Linked DNA regions of Homo sapiens: region 1 is linked to region 2. A link is a contact called in ENCODE Hi-C or POLR2A ChIA-PET data. All regions are on one chromosome and are shown on one strand. The core of a region is the stretch at or near the end of the contact, and the rest is flanking DNA. Distances in the headings are between cores, read along the strand shown. Region 1 has its middle 15 kb from the start of LINC00868. Region 2 holds the start of SNHG20 (small nucleolar RNA host gene 20).

Region 1 (5,112 bases), core at 2,560-5,059, 250 kb after region 2:
ATCTCCTGATCTCAAGCTATCCTCCCTCCTCAGCATCCGGAGTAGCTGGGACCACAGGTGCATGCCACCATGCCCAACTAATTTGTTTTTTTTTAAAAGATGGGGTCTCAGCTGGGTGTGGTGGCTCATGCCTGTAATCCCACACTTTGGGAGGCTCAGGCTGGTGGATCATCTGAGGTCAGGAGTTCGAGAACAGCCTGACCAACAGGCTGAAACCCTGTCTCTACTAAAAATACAAAAATTAGCCGGGTGTGGTGGCGCACACCTGTAGTCTCAGCTACCTGGGAGTCTGAGGCAGGAGAATCGTTTGAACCCAGGAGGTGGAGGTTGCAGTGAGCCAAGATCATGCCACTGCACTCTGCCTGAGCGACGGCGAGACTCTGTCTCAAAAAAAAAAAAAAAAAAGATGGGGTCTCACTATGTTGCCCAGGTTGGTCTCAAACTCCTGGCCTCAAATGATCCTTCTACCTTGGCCTCCAAAAGTGCTGGGATTACAGGCAAGAACCACCTAGCCCAGCAATTTTTCCACAATTCTGAAACCTAGAAGTCCAAGTTCAAGGTGTTAGCAGGGTTGGGTTTTTGTTCACGCCTCCTACGTTGGCTTGCATGACCTTCACCTGGTCTTCCCTGTGTCTGTGTCCCTCTTCTTGTAAGGACACCCATCATGTTGGATAGGGCCCATTTTCACTTAATTTTTATTTTATTTTGAGACGGAGTTTCACTCTTGTCGCCCAGGCTGGAGTGCAGTGGTGCAATCTCGGCTCACTGCAACCTCCGCCTCCCAGGTTCAAGCGATTATCTTGCCTCAGCCTCCCAAGTAGCTGGGATTACAGGTGCCACCACCATGCCCGGCTAATTTTGTATTTTTACTAGAGACGGAGTTTCAACTGTTGGCCAGGCTGGTCTCAAACTCCTGACCTCAGGTGATCCACCTGCCTTGGCCTCCCAAAGTGCTGGGATTACAGGCATGAGCCACTGCACCTAACCTAATTACCTCTTTTTTCTTTTTTTTTGAGATGGAGTAGCCCTCTGTTGCCCAGGCTGCAGTGCAGTGGTGTGTGATCTCAGCTCACTGCAACCTCCACCTCCTGGGTTCAAGCGATTCTCCTGCCTCCCGAGTAGCTGGGATTACAGGCACATGCCACCATGCCTGGCTAATTTCTGTATTTTTAGTAGAGACAGAGTTTCACCATGTTGGCCAGGCTTGTCTTGAACTGATACCCCCACCTCAGCCTCCCAAAGTGCTGAGATTACAGGTGTGAGCCACAGTGCCTGGCCCTAATTACCTCTTTAAAGACCCTGTCTCCAATGGTCACATTCTGAGCTACAGGGTTTGGGGTTCTAACATACGAATTTGGTGAGATGAATGCAATTCAGCTCTTAAAAGGTGCCCACTCAGAGAACTGCCACCCAGCAGCAAAAGGGTTAAAGGCAGAAGCCGGGTAGGGGTGGAGAGCTGGGGGGAGTGTGTGTCTGCATTAAGTAGATTAAGTGGGAGGGACTGCTCCAAGCCTCAGCTATAATTAGAGAAATTAAAGTCCCGGCTGGAAAGAGCAGGAGCTCTCCTGCCTTATCATTAATGGGGAGTGTGCTGGTGCTCCGGGGAAGTTTGGGTTTGCGGCTGCTGGGACCTGTAATAAGGGGAGGAAGTGAGCTGACTCCAGCCAAGGTGCTTGGTGCATGGCTCAGAATAGACCTGGGTATGCATGAGACCATCCTAAGGTCTCTGGGAGCCCAGCCTGCAAGCCTCCAGGTTCCCCCAGCCAAAGCCCACCCCAAGTGATCCCCCCACCCTCTACCAGAGGAGCACTGGCCGGTCCAGCTCCGACTGGTCAGGGCACTCGGCCCCTCTCCCCACGAACAGCGCAATTTGCTGCCTGAGCTACAAGAGGTGTTTGTTTGAAACATGAAGGTACTGAAGGACTGATCCAGGTGCCCTGGACCCACTGGGTACAAGGGGAAACTAGTCCCTTCCGGAGGACGCTGCTGGAGGGGGTGGGGTCAGGTCCAGTAAGGAGCAGAGTGGAACCCCCTTGCGTGGCTGCATCAGAGGCCACCCAGGGGCCACAGCATGGGCAGTCACAACTCCAGCGTGGGGGTAGTGATGACTTCCCTTGCTCAGGAATTCCAGCTTTTGTCTTCCTTCTACCCTTCACCCAAAAGACCGGAACCGGGGGAGAAAAAAAGGGAGTGTCCTGGGGCAAAGGGAGACACAGCCCTCCACAGACATGGGTGGGTGGGGGGAACAAAAGGAGAGAGAGAGGGGGAGAGACTGAGAGGCAGAGAGAGAGAGAGAAAGGGAGGGAGAGGCAAAGAGAGAGGGAGAGACAGAGAGGTGGGGTGGGGGGAGGGAGAGACAGAGAGGCAGAGAAAGAGGGAGAGAGAGACAGAGAGGGAGAAAGAGAGGGAGAGATAGAGAGGGATAGAGAGGCAGAGAGAGAGAGGGAGAGAGAGGGAGAGACAGAGATGCAGAGAGAGAGGGAGGGAGAGGCAAAGAGGGAGAGACAGAGAGGCAGAGAGAGGTGGGGGGAGGGAGAGAGAGGCAGAGAGAGAGAGGAAAAGAGAGAGGGAGAAAGAGGGAGAGACAGAGAGGCGGAGAGAGAGAGAGAGGAAAGAGAGGCAGAGAGAGATAGAGACAGAGAGGGAGAGAGAGACAGGGAGAGGGACAGAGAGAGAGAGGGAGGGACAGAGAGAGAGAGGGAGGGACAGAGAGGCAGAGAAAGAGAGGCAGAGAGAGAGAGAGAGAAGCAGAGAGTGGGAGAGACAGAGAGGCAGAGAGAGAGTCGGGGGAGAAACAGAGGGAGAGAGGAGAAAAGAGACAGAAATAGAGAGAGACAGAGAGGGAACAAGAGGGCGGGGAGAGGAGAGAAAGAGACTGACTGAGGGAACAGAGGGAGTCAGGGAGAGAAAGAGGGAGAAAAGGAGAGAGAGGAAGAGACAGGTGGGGAGAGAGGGAGGTAGAAAAGAAGAGAGGGAGGAAGGGACAGAGAGCTTGGCTCAGGGAGGCCAACAAGACTGTTTTACCAGGAACACAGTGATGAGAACAGAGCTCTGGTCTGGAGGGGCTGATGCTCCCTGTGGAAGTCCAGCTCTGGTCTGGAGGGGCTGCGTGCTCTCTACAAGGAAGACGACGTGCTGTGCTAGTGAGTGTTGGGACAAGACCTCTTTGAGGAGGTAACACTGAATTCAGACTGGAGTGAGGAGGAGACACAAAGGTGCCAGGGAGGTAGTTCCAAGCAGCAAATGCAGGAGCCCTGGGAGGGGTCAGCACTGGGCAACTAGAAGGGGAAGGAGGAGATGGGGTGGGAGGGCTGGGCAGGCCAGACCACAGAGCAGCTGGGATGGATTCTGGTTGCAGTTAGGGGTGCAGGGAGCGAGGTGCTGGGATTTGTGCTGTAGCCGGGTCACTCTGGCTGCTGGGCTGGGGGACACGGGACAGGAGTGGGGAGGCAGAGAGCTGGGAGGGCCAGCCTGATCCGGAGTGGGCTGAGGCAGTGGGGGTGGAGGGAAGTGTAGGTTGGGATATGTCTGGAGGGACGAGCCCAGGTGACTGGCTCAGGGCAGGAGAAAGAAGGAAACAAATGCAACTCCTGAATCTGGAGGCTGAGCAGTGGCAGGTGCCGTTCTCTGCGATGGGGAAGGTGGGATCAGAGAATTTTCACGTGCTCAATCCATGTGCCTATGAGGCACCCAGGAGAGGTGTCAAGAAGAGATGGATCTCATGGGGGCTCAGGGGAGGTGTCAGCGCAGGGAACAGAAATGCAGAAGACAGCGGCAGATGCTCTACAAAGGCACGGCACAGGTATTAACAGCCTCCTAGGAGGCGCTGTCCAACACCGCAGCCAGCAGCCAGCAGCCACTGTGGCTATTTACATTTAAATTCATTAAAATGAAACTAAAAGGAAACCTCAGGCCGGATGCAGTGGCTCAAGCCTGTAATCCCAGCACTTTGAGAGGCCGAGGTGGGTGGATCATCTGAGGTCAGGAGTTAGAGACCAGCCTGGCCAACATGGTGAAACTGTCTCTACTAAAAATACAAAAATTAGCTGGACATGGTGGCATGCACCTGTAATCCCAGCTACTCAGGAGGCTGGGGCAGGGGAGAATTGCTTGAACCCAGGAGGCAGAGGTAGCAGTGAGCCGAGATCATACCACTACACTACAGCCTGGGTGACAGAGGGAGACACTCCATCTCAAAAAAAAAAAAAAGAAAGGAAAAAAAAGGAAACCGGTTTCTCAGTCACACTGACCACCTTGCACGTGGCTCATGGCTACTGTGTTGCACAGCACAGAGAGAACATCTCCAACATGGCAGAAAAATCTGTTGGGGCCGGGCATGGTGGCTCACGCCTATAATCCCAACACGTTGGGAGGCGGAGGCAGGCAGATCACTTCAGCCCAAGAGTTTGAGACCAGCCTGGGCAACATACTGAGACCCCCATCTCTACAAAAAATAAAAAATTAGCCCAACACAGTGGTGCATGCTTGCAGTCCCAGCTGCTCAGGAGGTTGAGGCATCAGTGAGCAGTAACTGTGCCACCGCACTCCAGCCTGGATGACAGAGCAAGACCCTGTCTCAAAAACAAAAAAAAAAGCACCTCTGTTGGACCATGCTAAGATAGAAAAGACAGCCAAGAGCTGAGCCAGGCACAGGCCAGCATTGAGTGCTCAGAAACGACACCTGAAAAATGTGCTGTCTGGGGGGCCTGGAGCTGAGAGGTGACGTCGCTCATCAGAGACCTTGTCAAAGGCCAGTTCAGTGAAGAGCGGAGAGGACTGAAGTGAGCGGAGGGGAGGAAGTGTAGACCATGAGAGGAAAGAAATAAGCATCAGGCCGGGCGCTGTGGCTCATGCCTGTAATCCCAGCACTTTGGGAGGCTAAGGCAGGCAGATCAAGAGGTCAGGAGTTCGAGACCAGCCTGGCCAACATGCGAAACCCCGTCTCTAGTAAAAATACAAAAATTATCCAGGTGCAGTGGCGCGTACCTGTAGTCCCAGCCCCTCGGCGCAGGAAAATCACTTGAACCCAGGAGGTGGAGGTTGCAGTAAGCCGAGATGGTGCCACTGCAGTCCAGTCTGGGCAACAGAGCAAGACTCTGTCTCGAAGGGAAA
Region 2 (5,236 bases), core at 1-2,500:
GGCACATGCCACCATGCCCAGCTAATTTTTTGTATTTTTAGTAGAAATGGGGTTTCATCATGTTGGCCAGACTGGTCTCGAACTCCTGACATCAGGTGATCCACCCGCCTCGGCCTCCCAAAGTGCTGGGATTACAGGCATGAGCCACTGCACCTGGCTGAATTATGCCCTCTTAAGTGTGATCATTTAACCTTGTCTCCCTAACTGGGTTGTAGTTCCCAGAGAACAAGGGCCATGACTGTTTTCTTCATCTCTGTATCCGTAACATTTAACATGATGTCAGGCCAATGTATCAACAAATGTTTATTGAATGAAAGACATGACAGTAACATTGTTTATGAAGTTTTGAAAAGCAAGGGCTCTCTGATACTAACTACAACCATTTTCTTTAAACGTAGGTCCTGTTTGCAGTATCATACATGATCATCAAACTGCTGCTAGAATGCTCACACCTGTTACTGCAAATTCAAAACCCAGGAAAGACTTCTTCCGGGAATTTACTTTAGGTCAGGGTTGGGCTGCCTGGTACCATGCTGCACCCACAACTTGGCAGGCTCAACAACACAGGAGCCTTTCCCCAGACCGTCTGACCTGAACACTTTGTCACCATGCTTGACATACCTGGATGCCCTGCTGAGGTCACTTCGAATGCTCTCATCAACGAGGGGCAGGAAGAAAATAGTGGTTGCTGCATGTTTTCAGCCAATCGTCGGGGGATATTTCTCATTTTCTGTTGAAACCTTGGGGGAAAAAGTAACATAATGTGCTTTAAAAGGACAAAAGTCATTCGACGCTTACCACACTCCTAGAAACCTGGGCTAACCCAGCCAGGGACCCCAATGCTTTTCTGCTGGCTACGGGGCCTCCCTACAGCTCCTCATTCCAATTTCGGTGGCTGTGTGCGGACCAAGTTCTCTTTTGTCGCCTCCCGTCCAAGCCCTACTTGCGATGGGAGAAGCCGTCCCCGAAATCCCGGGCGCCGTGGAGGGGGTCTGGTCTCTGGGTCTCTGGTCACCCGGTCAGTGCCTCCAGCCCCCGGCAGAGCTCTGTTATCGTCCCGGGGCGAGCCCAATTCCGCAGGCTAGGGCCGATGGCGGCGGAACTGTGGTCAGGGCTGCCCTGAGTCATCCTGCGGACTGCGAGTCGGCGACCACCAGGAGGCGAGAGCGGGTTTCCCCTCCAACAGGCCAAAGCACGTGTCTCCACTTACTTCCCACTCCCCTGGGCGGAAGTAGCTCCGTCAGCAACTTCCGGCCGGAAGTGATAACTTACCATAGAGATAGCAGCTAGAGAGTCGATGACTTTGGATCTGGGTCATCCAAGCCGGACTTAAAGGGGTCGCAGCCCGCGCGGTGTGATTAATGGGGACTAGAGCCTGGGCCAGAGGGGAGGGCCCTGGAGCGAGGGAATCAGAAGGAACATCCCATTTCTTGAAAGCCCGCTGGGTTCCTGGAGCCGTGAAAGCATTATCTCTCTACTCCTCATGCAACCCTCTGAATTAAGTGCAAAGACCACTCCTGTCTTGTAGATGAGAAGTGGGGCGCTCCGGAGATGCTTGGTTACTTTTCCAAGCACAGCCGGCCAGGAAGTGGCAGAGCTGGGTTCACACCTAAGTCATTTCTGCTCCAAACCCAATGCCCTTTCCACCACCCCAGGTGGCAGGAAGGAGAAAGCTCAAGAGCAGAGGGGCTACGTGAAGATGCAGGCCGTCCTGGCCTATTGGGATACCCCCTGAAAAGCCTATTGCTCCAAAAGACCTGGTAGATTCCCGACAGTTCACTGTCTGTGGGCACAGGAAGCAACGAACAGGAATCTTGCTCTGAGTCTAATCCCACAACCAAGGAAGAATTGCTGGACCTTGTCTCAGAGGCGTTTGAACCAGAGCAACTCCATCTTGAATAGGGGCTGGGTAAAATAAAGCTGAGACCTACTTGGATGCATTGCTAGGTCATACAGCTCATAAAGACCTTGCTGATCAAACAGGCTGCAGTAAAGAAGACGGCCAAAATCCTCCAAAACCAAGATGGCTATGAGAGTGACCTCTGGTTGCCCTCACTGGTACACGCCCACCAGCGCCATGACAGTTTACAAATGCCGTGGCAACGTCAGGAAGTTACCCTACATGGTCTAAAAAGGGGAGGCATGAATAATCCACCCCTTGTTTAACATATCACCAAGAAATAACCATTAAAAAAAAAAGGCCAGGTACACTTTGGGAGGCCGAGGCAGATGGATCACTTGATGTTGGGAGTTCGAAACCAGCCTGACCAACCTGGTGAAACTCCATCTCTACTAAAAATACAAAATTAGCCAGGTGTGGTGGCACACACTTGTAATCCCAGCTACTTGGGAGTCTGAGGCAGGAGAATCGCTTGAACCCAGGAGGCGGAGGGTGCAGTGAGCCAAGACTGCACCACTGAGGCCAGGCATGGTGGCTCGACCCTGTAATTCCAGCACTTTGGGAGGCCAAGGCGGGCAGATCACCTGTGGTCGGGAGTTTGAGACCAGCCTGACCGACATGGAGAAACCCCGTCTCTACTAAAATTACAAAAAATTAGCCAGGCGTGGTGGTGCATGCCTGTAATCCCAGCTACTTGGGAGGCTGAGGCAAGAGAATTGCTTGAACCAGGCAGGTGGAGGTTGCGGTGAGCCGAGATTGCGCCATTGCACTCTAGCCTGGGCAACAACAGAGAAACTCCGTCTCAAAAAATAAAATAAAATAAAATAAAATAAAGACCGTGCCACTGCACTCCAGCTTGGGTGACAGAGCGAGATTTTTATGACCGCACCTCCTTCACAATGTCTTTGAGTTGTCTCACTCACATTCAACAATACATACTGTTAGTTTTATTAACTTGGAAATATTTAACTTACATTTTTGTTTTGATGGAGGAGCTACAGTTCTGTTTTGTTTTACCATATTTCATGAGTTTACATAAGAATGAAAGGATATAATTGTATAATCAGCTTAACTGGAGTAAACAGGTTTGTAAACAACGCAAGTGGCTTCAGGCAGGCATTGGGCTCACCTGGTTGGAGCAGAAGCCGGGTGCCCCAGGAGGGGAGCCTCCAGGTTTCTTTTGTGTGGGTGATCCCCGTCAGTACCACTTGGAGTGGGAGAGGGACTTTTCTCAAAGGAAGCAGGGGTGAAGGCGTCCTGGACAGGCGAAAACTACAGGCGTCTACTACATGGCCCTACCTCTGCCCCCTGGTGGTGGCTCTTGGTGGCGCTGCTGACCACAGGTGATGTTAGAAACAAGCCAGCCGTGCACCTAGCAGGTCTTCTCCGGGGCTGCCTGTCTGACCTGCAGGATAGAGTCCACACGATTGCTTTCCCCCTCTTTTTCCATTTCTGCTTCATTAGGAAAAAACAAAACTCAACAAATCACCCTTACCTGTCCTGGCCCTGTTGATCTGACCGCCTTTCATCACCTTGGTGCCCACACAGACCCCTGCTCCAGCCATTCTGCCCAGCCCAGCTCCCAGACACTCCGCGCATCCGCACTCCAGCAGAGCACACCTGCCCTTTGAAGCCAGCTCTGGTCCCAGGTGACAGTTTCTTCTCACATGCTCTCCGGTGCCAATTGTTTGACATATCCTGTGTCCCCTGGGCTATTTGTTACACACCTTTCGATGAACACATCTGGTCTCTGTTGAGTGGGGCTGTTCTCTCTAAAGGCAGGGTGTTGTCAGCATCCTCAGCCTTATCGGGAAGATGAGGTCTGCAGCAGGAACCTTTGCCCCCACCTCCCCAGACGAGAGAGGATGAATCCCCCGGAGCTGGGAGGGCTGCAGGAAACAGAGATACACATCTCCTTCCTGGCCAGATGCTTGCTACATCACAGACCCTGCCAGCAGGTCCTGGCACTGCTGCCAGAGAGAATGTGGTGAGAGGCCAGGCATGATGGCTCATGCCTATAATCCCAGCACTTTGGGAGGCTGAGCAGGTGGATCACCTGAGGTCAGGAGTTCAAGACCAGTCTGGCCAACATGGTGAAACCCTGTTTCTACTAAAAATACAAAAATTAGCTGAGTGTGGCAGTGGGTGCCTGTAGTCCCAGCTACTCAGGAGGCTGAGGCAGGAGAATTGCTTGAACCCAGGAAGGGGAGGTTGCCGTGAGCAGAGATCGCACCATTGCACTCCAGCCTGGGTGACAAGAGCGAAACTCCATCTCAAAAAAAAAGAAAGAAAGAAAAGAAAAAGACAAAAAAGAAAGCATAGGGAAGCCGGGCATGGTGGCTCACACCTGTAATCCCAACACTTTGGGAGGCCGAGGCTGGTGGATCACTTGAGGTGAGGAGTTCAAGACCAGCCTGGCCAACACAGTGAAACCCCGTCTCTACTAAAAATACAAAAATTAGCCGAGTATGGCAGCAGGCGCCTGTAGTCCCAGCTACTCGGGAGGTTGAGGCAGGAGAATCACTTGAACCCAGGAGGCGGAGGTTGCAGTGAGCTGAGATTGTGCAACTGCACTCCAGCCTGGGTGACACAGAAAGACTCTGTCTCAAAAAATACATAAATAAATAGTTTTGTTACAATTTTGTATGCAGGGAGTCAGGGACACACTTATATAAACATTTTCTTTCTTTCTTTTTTTGGGTTTTTTTTTTTTTTTTTTTTTGAGAGAGAGTCTTGCTTTGTCACCCAGGCTGGAGTGCAATGGTGCGATCTTGACTCACTGCAACTTTCACCTCCTGGGTTCAAGCGATTCTCCTGCCTCAGCCTCCCGAGTAGCTAGGATTACAGGCATGCGCCACCACGCTTAGTTAATTTTTATATTTTTAGTAGAGATGGGGGTTTCACCAGGTTGGCCACGCTGGTCTTGAACTCCTTACCTTAAGTGATCCGCCTGCCTCAGCCTCCCAAAGTGCTGGGATTACAGGTGTGAGCCACCGCGCCCCGCTAAAAGTTTTCTTCGTTGATTTTGTGAAATTCAAATATAACCCGTGTTCTATATTTTATCTGGCAGCCCTAATTGCAAGGCAAAAGCCACAGTATCCCCCTGCACAGGGCTGAGAGGAAGCAGGTGGGGGCAGGAGAGGTGCCGGCAGTTTGCAGATGTGCAGAGCTAGTGGAAGACATTCCTCAAAGTCCCCATGGTTCAGGAACCCACTTTATTTATGTTTTACTTACTTTAATTTTTTTTTTTTTTGAGACGGTCTCACTCTATCGCTCAGGCTGGAGTACAGTGGCACAATCAGGGATCACTGCAGTCTTGATCTCCTGGGCTGAAGG

The links. A loop is a pair of places that touch in the nucleus more often than their neighbours do. ChIA-PET counts read pairs that join two places held with the same protein, here RNA polymerase II (POLR2A). Pooled maps may share reads with other maps.
Region 1: a pooled map shows a loop between it and region 2 (3-fold over the local background). The contact joins the enhancer-like site here to the promoter of SNHG20 in region 2. A Hi-C loop is called at or near these places in 1 of 168 maps with a recorded cell type or tissue (DLD1) and 2 of 50 pooled maps. POLR2A ChIA-PET finds 5 or more read pairs at or near these places in 6 of 52 experiments (Caco-2, HEK293, OCI-LY7 and 3 more).

The regions. Positions count from the first base shown.
Region 1 is chr17:76,838,622-76,843,733 of GRCh38, reverse strand. No RefSeq gene overlaps it. Among named protein-coding and RNA genes, the nearest start is that of LINC00868, 15 kb to the left of the region's middle. RefSeq lists enhancers at 1,927-2,443, 3,698-3,747, 3,858-3,917, 4,168-4,217, 4,858-5,112 and a silencer at 3,931-4,126. Within about 2 kb of position 3,809, at least 2 of the 41 ENCODE cell types and tissues checked have a DNase peak (open chromatin) inside an H3K27ac peak, as active enhancers do; they include OCI-LY7, where a contact is called at or near this core.
Region 2 is chr17:77,084,657-77,089,892 of GRCh38, reverse strand. It overlaps SNHG20 (small nucleolar RNA host gene 20), which reads right to left and starts at 1,250. Exons shown (of 3, transcript NR_027058.1): 1 at 944-1,250; 2 at 622-740. It overlaps MIR6516 (microRNA 6516), which reads right to left and starts at 476; the gene lies at 396-476. It also overlaps a transcript of SEC14L1 not described here and SCARNA16. RefSeq lists enhancers at 769-878, 214-1,148, 1,069-1,378, 645-1,844.